2 separate regions of the Mus musculus genome follow, and region 1 is linked to region 2. A link is a loop called in an ENCODE intact Hi-C map of the cell type or tissue named here. Cell type or tissue: gastrocnemius. All regions are shown on one strand. Each heading gives the region's core, and the rest is flanking DNA. Links, peaks and the distances in the headings are about the cores only.

Region 1 (5,391 bases), core at 173-5,172, 200 kb before region 2:
CAATTATCCCTGCAATGTACATATCCGATTTGTCTCCTATTAAACCAAGCACAATGTATTGCATGTGAAGAGCTATCCTGGCCTTGAAAGAGCGTACTCTGTACTTTTCTTTTTTTTTCAAAGAATCCATACAGAACGGTTCCAAAGGCTTTTCTTGAATAGGGTTAGTGAAATATTAATTCAGTCTACGTGAAACTAAGAGAAACAACAGATCTTCCTGGTGCCTAATACATGCAGGGAGGATCACTTGCTAATGTGGAAACAAATGCACGGATGCCTTCCATAAATATCTTTGGACTGACCATGATAGATAAATGCCCGCTCCCTACAAATCTGCTGCTATTTGCTTCTAAACATGTACCAAATTTCCTAAATCCCTTAATCAACCAGCATCCCTTAATGGCAGCGCTGCAAACCAGAGGAATAGGAATTAAACATTTATCAATTAGAGGCATTGTGTGGAAAAGCCCCTGTAGAGGTTTCTAAACATTAGAGGTTTATATCAGAACACTGTTTCCATTGGGGAGATTGTTTATTTTGTTACTTTTTAAATCAATTAAACAGTTAGTATTAAAATAATAGATGATGTTTTTAATCATAAAACATAATTAAAAAAAAAAACCTGCTGCCATCCAGGTCCACCATTCAAAGGCTTAGAACCTTGGGTACTTCTTCCTACATCTAAGTTGTCTGGCTAAGCATGCATAACCATACAGATGTGAAAGACATCTAGTTAAACACACATGTGTGTATCAGGGTTTTGTGTTAAACTGGCTTAATTAGGGCAGAGCCACACTTCATACCGATGTATGTGTGTAAGTACACACTTGCAGGGGACACGCACGTGTCAGAGGCTCTACGCTATTACTCCGATTCTTTTAAGGCAGGCTCTCTAATTGACCCTGGAGTTAGGGTGGCAGCTAGCAAGCCCTGGCAATCCTCTGCCTCTGTACTCCACAGCATTGGATTCTGAGCAAGTGGCAGCCATATGTGCCTTTTTATACTTTGTTAGGATCTAGACTAAGAGCCTCACACTCATGCAGAATGCACTTGCATCCACTGAGCCACACCCCCAGCCTTTTCTGTGGGTACTGGTGATTTGGACTCAGATCCTCACGTTGAGTTTTTGACAAGCCTTATCTACTGATGACTCCATCTCCCTAGCACTCATGTACAACCTCCCAATCCTGTTTCAATCAACTTTACCATGAATACTTATTTTATATATCTGAAAGGATGCTTTGGTCCTTGAAGTATATAACTGTTTTGTTACCAAATACATTGACCTTTTAATTATTAGTAGAGTTTTTAAAAAGATGAAATGACGAAGTGTACACTTCTGATCATTCATTTGCTCATAATCTTATTTCTAGATATTTATAGACATGCTAAATATTTGTTTTCAATGATCTTTTCTTACCGCATTTTTCAACTTTTACTGTCCATCTCCATAGATATTGTCCTCAGGAAAATGTCAGAAAGATGTAGACTCTAACCTTCTACAACGCATTCCAGAAAATTTTGCCTGTGATGCTCCTGACTAATGAGGCATTGTAACCATGCTCTTGATGCTTTAGATGGTCCTCGTTGTTCATCTCAACAATCCTGCAGGCTCACAGTACAGGACTCTATATTCCCTACTATAACATTCACTGAGCTTTATCCATATTAAAGGATTTATCTTCAATCCTATCAGAAATTGTTGGTCCCATTATACAAAGGAAACAGCAGAAGTATCTCACCTAAGATGCTGCAGCTAGTCCTGTGCCTACCACAGCTAATAGAACATCCTTGACCCAGTCCAAGCTAGGCTCTTTCAAGCCTTCTTGGCTAGGCTTAATCTTCATCTACAAAGACCTGAATAAAGGCTGACTGTTTCACAGCTTGACCCTGCATTGCTAAGATGAACTGGGAACCTCCTCAAAGTGCTTGCTTAGGAAAATTCTGGTTGGGGAAACAAATTTGCTGTCTACGCTAGCCACACCTGAGAAAATAAAGCCTCTGGCTCCCAGACCCTGGAAGTGGACAGAATAACAACTTCGGCCATTGCCAGCAAGCAGACTCTTCTGGCCTAATCTCATCTGTCCTGACTAACCCTTGTAACTTCTTGATTTCCTGACGTCCCCGAGTCCCAGTTGTTTCCTTCATGCTTTTGCTACCTAACTCCCCCTTTACAGTGCTCAATCACTTCAGCAGAAATTGCAGTTGCGTGCAGTTCACACAGGATTTTATATCCTGCTGCAACAGTTATCACAGTTCCAAGTGTGCAGCCCAGCTTTATGGCAGTCAGTTTTGTTTACCTCTGACATGACTTATCACGGAAGCATGAGAGGTAAGAGACAAGAATGGGAAAGGTATCAGGAAAGATGAAGGGTTGTGGAGGTCACTTTAAAGGACTTGGTTTAAGTCTCAGTGGTGTTGGCAACATTTGAAGTGTTGAGAAGGGTGACATGGCCTGACTTCTGCTTTAATAAGATCCTCATGGCTGTTGTGTGGAGCATACTCTAGGGATGTATAGGTACAAAAGAGGCCAGTTAGAAATGTTATCATAATAGTGCAGAAAGAACACATGATTCTCCATAGGGATGGGAGAGATGGCCGTGGTGAGGAGGTCTGGATGCTGCTGTGTTTGCTGACGACACCAACAGAATGTACTGGCATACTGCTTATGAGCCACGAGCGAGAATGTCATGGTGATAAAGATGCTAGTGTGTTTTACCTGGAAAAATTATATAGCAGGGATCACTACTTACTGAGATGGTTGAAGCAGGAAATGCAATGTTCCACATAAAAGAACTCAGGCACACAGGATCATTTAAATATAAAAATACTGAATACGAAGAAAAACAGATTAAGGCACTGCGAACCCTGCACTGATATTTGTATTCTTCCTGTTCTGTAAGTCAGACAAGGTTCATGAGACACCAGAGGTTAAATCAATTTATTAGCCTAAATGACAGATGCAGTTGTTTTGATCAGAGACAGAGAAATTGCAGTCCATGAGCTGACTGGCTGTTTTCACAGATAGAACTCCATATCGGAATACAGCCAAGCCTTCCTTTCCATGTTCTCTATAGCTGCTTCCTAAGTACAATGGTCAAGAGGCTGTATACCACATAAGGGACAGCATTTACTATCTGACATGTTAAGAAATAGTTTGCTGAACTATGCTTTATATTTAGATAGGATTGGTGGAAAATTTGGGATAAAATAGGGTAAACTTGCTTCTTAATGTGTCTTTTAACAATTAGGGGATGAGAAGTGACTGAAGGAATTCAGACCAACAGCCTTTCTTCTTGCATGGAAGTGTTTAAGAAGAGCATATTTGGTGATTTTGGATGGACTCAGCAATCTGTATTTTGTTTAACAAAAATAATTATACATATTTTTATAAGTATGTATAATTAAATATGCATACTTACATAAAATAAACAGCAACATTCTCTGTTACTGTGAATTAGTCATTGTATATGATTGGCCGTTAGACCTCGGTGTATGAGGTACATGGCTACTTTGTCTTTTTGTAAGTTGTACCATTGATAATAGCTAAATTTCTCCTTACATCAACCGTTAACAGATTTGTAGAACAGAATTATAAAATAAACATTCGTTTCAGATTCAAGTTAATATGAATCTGAAGTTGGGTTCTATTTACTGGACATTTGGCTGTGGTCAGGTTATTTTAATCTCTCTTGGATTCAACTTCTTATGCAAAAAATAGGACCTTGAGTAGGATTTTTATGTTATTTAATGAGACAACGGTTATAAAGTATACAATAATAGTAGTCTACAGTAAACACTCAAACACTCAAAAATATGTTCTCTCTCTGAAAAAATGCTTAAGAGGAACAGAACATCGTAAAGAACCCGAATCTGACTGAGAAAATTGACAGTCACAAGTTCGTCTTCTACTGCACAGATGTTTGCCGATCAATCACTGTGGCAAAAGATTCAATTTTTAAAAAAGGAAAATTACAATTCTATAGCCTTCTCTTAAAAATGTACATTAATTTTAGTGTATGAGTGTGTGTGTGTGTGTGTTCCTAAGTATATAAATTCAATCCGCTTACCCCGTGTAATGTTCCTTTGTTTTCAGGACTGACCATTGCTGCTCTATCCCAGGGAAGATATTTTTCAGGCTCTCCACTCTCCTTAGTTTGTCCTCTAGTTTTGTTTGTTTGCCTGTTTGTTTTTTTGTTTCTTGGTTTTGCTATTCGTTATTGAGGACTGAATACAGTACCAGGCAGACACAAAGCAATTACTGGACATGTAATTCCTGGGAATCTACTTGAAGAGTTTTGTTTTGATTATATGAGGTACATTAAAGGCTGAGACAAACAAATGAAACCGTATACTGGAGGTTGGTGAGGTGGCACAGCGGGTGAAAGGTGCTTGCCTTACAACCTTGACGATGAGTTTTACTGCCAGATTCTACAGTGGAAAGAAACATCAATTCCTGAAAGTTGACCTTTGACTTCCACACACATTCACCCCTCCTCTGCTCTCCCTCTCCTCTCCTCTCCTCTCCTCTCCTCTCCTCTCCTCTCCTCTCCTCTCCTCTCCTCTCCTCTCCTTTCCTCACCTCACCTTCTGTCTCTTCCTCTCCTCCTTCTCTCCTCTCCTCTCTTTTCTTATTTTCCTCCTCCCTCTCATCTTTTCCCTCTCTCATACACATACTATTATAAATAAAATAAAAATTAAAAATGATATTGTAATAGAGTCCCTGTTACTTTTCCTAAACAAACTGGTTCAGGTTTAATGGAGTAATTTTTAACAGGCATTCATATTGGGAAGAACCTCAATGCAGAGGCCTGACGCAACAGGGTGTGTTTTAGCAAAATAATAATCTAGGATTATACTCCATCTGTGCAATCAGTTGGATGTCCTACTATGTGAATTATGCCTAATGTCTCCTCCTCCTCTATTATAATCTGCTTACCTTCCTATCCTAGCCTACAGTCTTATTTCTCAAGCAAGAGAGTTCTGTCAGTCTTATCTCTGCCCCACACATTATTTCCAAAACAGAAGCAGTACTTCCTAACGTCTAGACTGAATGATGTATTTCTTGGACCTCTCTGGGCTATTGACACCACCGTCTTGCTTCTCCATTGTGACTTTGCATGAATTCTGTTTCACTTGTTGAGCCACAGCCAATAGGAAATCTCAACGTACTTACCAGCTTCACATTTCCCTTTCTTCTTGCCCTTCCTTGATGTAAAAAGTGTGCTCTTACCTTTGAGATAGCATTGAAAATGTAAATGAGGAAAATACCTAATTAAAAAAAAAGTGTGCTCTTCTTCATATTCCAGGTATTCTATATTTCCCCCATTTATTCCTATTCTCCATCATTTCATTTCCCTTTTAAGGCTTGTACCTGTCTCACTCAGCCCC
Region 2 (5,391 bases), core at 246-5,245:
ATCAGGCTTACCATCAAAGGCAAGAGAGGAAGCCAAGTGCAGTCAAGGGAAGTCAGTGTCTTTCTGAGGAGTCGACACTCAGTTAAACTTGATAGATATTTTAAAACTAGCCTGACCTAGAAAGGAGAAGTTGTTCCCATTGTACATAAGAGACAAAGCTAGAGAGTGAAGGCAAAAACCAAGAACGAGAGTGGGCACCAAAGGAGGCCACAGAGCAGAAAGCAGTTGGGCTTTACCAGATGTGACGGATGTGACACAGAGGTGAGACCATGACAGACAAGGCCGTCAGGACACAGACTGACCTAAGAACCCTCATGAGTATCCCAGCTCACAGCTAACTATTATATAGAAGAGGTGAATTGTAGAAGAGCTAAGGAAAATCGAAGAGAGAATCATGGAGAATGGAAAGGGTTTATCCTTTGATAGCCTGGTATTATGCTCCCAACCCTTTCTTATCTATAGGTGGGATTTGTTTCTACAACACCATGGCCCAATGATAAGATTCCAGTTTTACAACTAAATAAAATAAATTGTTACTTTTGCCTCAACTAGTGTGTGATTTTTTTATGTTTAATCACTGTTTAATGTCATTGTTGAAAATGTCTGTTCATATTTATCATGTTTTTTTTCTTTACTTTATTACTCATTTGATATTTATTTATTTATTTATTTATTTATATTGGATATTTTCTTTATTTACATTTCAAATGTTATCCCCTTTCCTGGTTCCCCCTTCCCGGAAACCCCCTATCCCATTCTCCCTCCTCCTGCTTCTATGAGGGTGTTCCTACACCCACCCACCCACTCCCACCTCCCCACCCTCGATTCCCCTACACTGGGGCATCTATAGAGCCTTCATAGGACCAAGTACCTCTCCTCCCATTGATGCCTGACAAGGCCATCCTCTTACCTATGTAGCTGGAGCCATGTGTATTCCTTGGTTGGTGGCTTAGTCTCTGGGGTGGGGGTGGGGGTTAGTTGGTATTGTTTCCCCACCAGGACTAGAGATCTGACTCATGTGAATGTAGACGTCCTAGGCTTTGCTAGGGGATTTTTCCTGAGGTGGAATAAAAATCCCAAATCTGAAATGTTTCTGTATCGTTCTCAGTAAGGCCTAAGAAAACCTTGGAACCCAAACTGTATATGCCTCAGTACAGGGGAATGCCAGGGCCAAAAGGTGAAAGCGGGTGGGTAGGGGAGTGGGGGGGAGGGGATGGGGGACTTTTTGGATAGCATTGGACATGTAAATGAGGAAAATACCTAATAAAAAATATTAGAAAAGAAAAAAACCCCTAGAAAACCTACTTAAAGTCACGTGGGGAGACAAGAGAGAATCTATTCTTGAAGAGAAAGTGGAAAAGGTGAAGTGGATCAATTTATGCTCATATCTCATAGTCAGCATCCTCATTTCCTTCTTAAAGGGCAAAGGGAACCCTGCTGGATAGTTTTGTGTCAACTTGACACAAGCTAAAGCCATCTGAGAGGAGAGAACTTCAATTAAGAAAATGCTTCATAAGTTCAGATAAGCAGACCTGCAGGACATTTTCTTAATTAATGATTGATAGAGGAGGGATCAGCCTATTGTGAGTGGTGCCACCCTTGGGTTGGTGGTCCGGGACTCTGAAAGAAAGCAGCTTGAACAAGCCATGAGGAGCAACCAGTAAGCAGGATTTGTCCAACCCCCACAGTAGGACAAATGAGTGAGATGCAATCATTTGAAGTGATGAAACAAAAGGTGAGTGTTCGAGCAACTTGTTCTTATTCCAAACTACATTTCCCTACAAAATGTTTGAATTTGGCCTTTTGCACATTAAGAATTTGGCTTATTGGTAATTATTCTGTTACCTCATATTTAGAAAACCTAGTATTATGAATAAAACTAATTCGAGGCTGCAGAGCAAACATGGCTGTTCAAATACTTTTAAAATAATACCCTTTAGGACATATTTACTCCCATGGGTTTAAAAATTTGTCTCGATGAACTAAACAACAATAATTTGACAGTGACGCCATTATAAATCATGCACTTTAGTGTAATTCCCAGAGCTAGAGAAGCCAGGCCACTGTGATTGAAGCAGTGGATTGAATCTCTGCTGCCAGATGGCTGTTGAAATATAATGGGCTTATAGCTGTCAGCCACAGCTTGAGGCTTGAATGCAAAGGGTAAGCTAGCTTTTCAGTGATGGAAAATGGAAAGGTGGGTGGATACTTAAAATATTTGCATTGTTTTTTATTGGCTCATGAAGGGTAAAGGAAAATGTTATTCATGCATATTCTGCCTGGGATACTATTTTAGGGAAGGTTTGTACACATACGCCACACATCAGGATGCTATTGCTAGTTTTTGTATACACTGTCTTTGAAAAGAACCAGATCAGAATTCTTGAGCTGTTCACCCGGCTTTGTTCTGGTAGTTCATGAGAAACACACCCAATGAGAAAAGATTTCCATGACTTCCCCAGCTTTTTTAGTATGAGGTTTCTAAATTTTCTCTAATCACTGACCTCATTTTTCTGGTTACGCTGTATGTCACAATTGGTTTGGGGCAAAATTCCTTCAAATTTTCTATTCTGTGCCAGAATAGCCTTGAAACAATATAATTCTTGACGGGATGAAGCTGTTTCCGTGTTTCTGTAAGTTCTGTTAGAGAACGCATCTGGAGCCATTCAACCATGTGCAGTGTTTTAAAACGCCAGAATGAGGGTATCAGAAGAGCCCCTTGAGGAAGGAGAGATGACGTTTGCTGTGCTCTGCTAATATCAATTCCGGAAGAATATGTCTGGCAACACATTTATCCTGATAAACATGATGATAGGGAACAGTTTGTTTAAGCATCGGCTGAATGTATTTACTGATACATCTGTATATAGGCTGTCAGGCTGCATAAAAGAGGCCATAACAGAATACAGTTGCAGGCAGTGAGTTATATAATGAGATCAATCCAGTGAGAATCTGGCATCCAGACGCAGTTTTACTGACAGCGTGAAGAGTCAGCTTATCCACCCAAGTTAGGGATACATATATTTCCTTTTGGTCACTGTTCATGAAATCACATTGTTATCTCCTTCAGCTGTTCAATGAGCCTCTGGAGAGATGAAAGGCAAAAGAGAAAGGCCTCCGGCTAAAGACTTCATGGCTGGGAAACCCACAATTTTTATGCAGGTAAATTTCCTAAATAGAAGAGTACCACAGAATCTTAGGCCATTTGGAAATAAATATGCTGTTCCAACCCTGTGATATTTGCAAAACCCTATAGTATTGTAGCTCTCTTACTCATAAATATAGGATAGTAGTCTTTTAAAAGGCCTAGAAAAAAATCATCCCAATGAAGGTAATATTGAAAACTAGTGACGCAGGGATTACTGAAGTCAAAGTGAGTAGGTTTTCAATCACTTTAGTTTCACAAATTGACACTATTAAGGTTAATATATAGATGCCTGCCAGCACAGTTACCATTAAGAACCTATCAGTATTTCCATTATAAATCCCATTTTTCAGGGGTTAATAACTTGGTCATAAAAATTCACTGCAGGCTGAAATCAAGTCTTGAAAGGAAATAATTTTCCTTAATCCCAGCACAAGAGCTTGCTCATGTTCCAGAGACTAAGATGGCCTGATGTCAGCAGACATAGATTATGTGTATTGGAGTGTTCCAAAGAAACAAAATCAATAGGGTATATAGAAATATATATGAGGATATTCATTATGAATTTACTTCTAGATTCTGAAGGCTACATATTATATCTGCTGAAAGGGGGCCAGAAAAACCAACAATATAGTTTCAGTTCCAACTTCATACCTTAGACCAAGAGGAGAAAATGGGGACTGAATTTGGGTACTGAGAACCAGGAGCATGGATGCCCACAGCAAGGAATGGCAGATACTCTAGTTTAAGCAGGGAAGGGGACCTTCACCGTTTTCTCTAATTTTGGCCTCTAGGAATTAGATGACACCTTATCCACACTGGTTAGTGTGAACTCTGTAACTCAGTCTACCAACTCAAATGCTGATTATCTGTCTGGAATACCCTCAGAGATATATGCAGATACTTAGTTTTACCAGATAACCTGGCATCTTTAAGCCTGGTCAAGTTGACACTGAATGTTCATCATCAGATGCACAAACTCTTATCTAAAAATGTAGCACCAATCCTGCTCCTGTCGGGCATGGCAAGCATTATATCTGCTGTCATTTGTTTCTTGGTGTTTTCTTTTTATTATTTTTCTTTCCCTCTTTCTCATATTCCATTTTTTCTCTCTGTGTTTCTCAAATTCATTATTTTTTTTCCTGCATCATCATCTGGAGTGAAACTCACTTCTTCCCACATAATAAACATTTGAATATTTCTAAGTGGAGAAAAAGCAAACACTTCTATGTGTAAGGTCAAAGCTGTGTGTATGACTACATGGATATGCTTATTTTCCCTCTGTTACGATAATCTGTGCAACACGAAACTATAAATAGAAACACTGTGTGGTTATTTCTATATGTCAGTAAAGCTATAAGGTATAGTTCCAGTGTGGAAGCTGATTAAATTATATTCTTTTTTAGTAGCCAGAAGAATACTACAGACTTGTTCGATATTTACCATATCCACACTAAGCATTATAGTCTGCTTCCTGTTGCTGTGATAAACACCATGACCAAAAGCAACTCGGAGAGGAAAGGGGTTTATTTCAGCTTACAGGTTAGATGCTATGGTCAAGAGAACCCAAGGAAGAAACTCAAAGAAAAAGATTTAAAGTAACCAAGAAGGAAGGTTGCTTACTTGCGTTCTCCCTCTGACTTATTCTACTTCCTGTTGTATATGGCCCAGGCTTCCTGCTAGGGGAAGCACTACTCACAGTAGACTGCGGCCTTCTCTGTTGTCAATTAGCAATTAAGAGAATGCCTCACTGATTTGGTGGCAGGCCAATCTTAGATGGACAATTCTTCGGGTGACGTTCCCTTTTTCGAGGTGACTCTAGGTTTGTGTCAAGTTGGCAATTGAAGATAAGTATGTCAATAACTGTGGAATTATACTCATATGTAGATAGATAGATAGATAGATAGATAGATAGATAGATACATACATACATACATACATACATACATGTTGTATATTGTGATGGTTTATATATGCTTGGGCCAGGAAGTGGCACTATCAGGAGGTGTGGCCTTGTTGGAGTAGGTGTGTCACTATGGGTGTGGGATTAAATTCTCTAGTCCTTGCTGCTTGGAAGCCAGTACTCTGCTAGAAGCCTTCAAATGAAGATGTACAACTCTCAGCTCTACCTGTATCACACCTGCCTGGATACTGCTATGTTTCTGCCTTGATGATAATGGACTAAACCTCTGAACTTGTAAGTCAGCCCCAAGCATATAGAAACCATCATGTATGTCAACTCCTAG

Evidence for each region. Peaks named below come from ENCODE experiments on the same cell type or tissue, not always from the same donor. Only the 100,000 strongest peaks of a DNase experiment are listed, where the experiment ranks them.
Region 1: a loop joins it to region 2, with 8 times the contacts of the local background. A loop is called at or near these places in 6 of 42 quality-filtered maps.

What each region holds. Positions count from the first base shown.
Region 1 is chr1:97,967,710-97,973,100 of GRCm38, forward strand. All of the region lies in intron 3 of Pam (peptidylglycine alpha-amidating monooxygenase), which reads right to left. Among named protein-coding and RNA genes, the nearest start is that of Gm31771, 59 kb to the left of the region's middle. In gastrocnemius, for the core only: no CTCF peak of the experiment used is centred there; no DNase peak of the experiment used is centred there.
Region 2 is chr1:98,172,005-98,177,395 of GRCm38, forward strand. Gm29461 (predicted gene 29461) reads left to right here and starts at 1,644. Exons shown (of 4, transcript NR_151613.1): 1 at 1,644-1,735; 2 at 3,071-3,162. In gastrocnemius, for the core only: no CTCF peak of the experiment used is centred there; no DNase peak of the experiment used is centred there.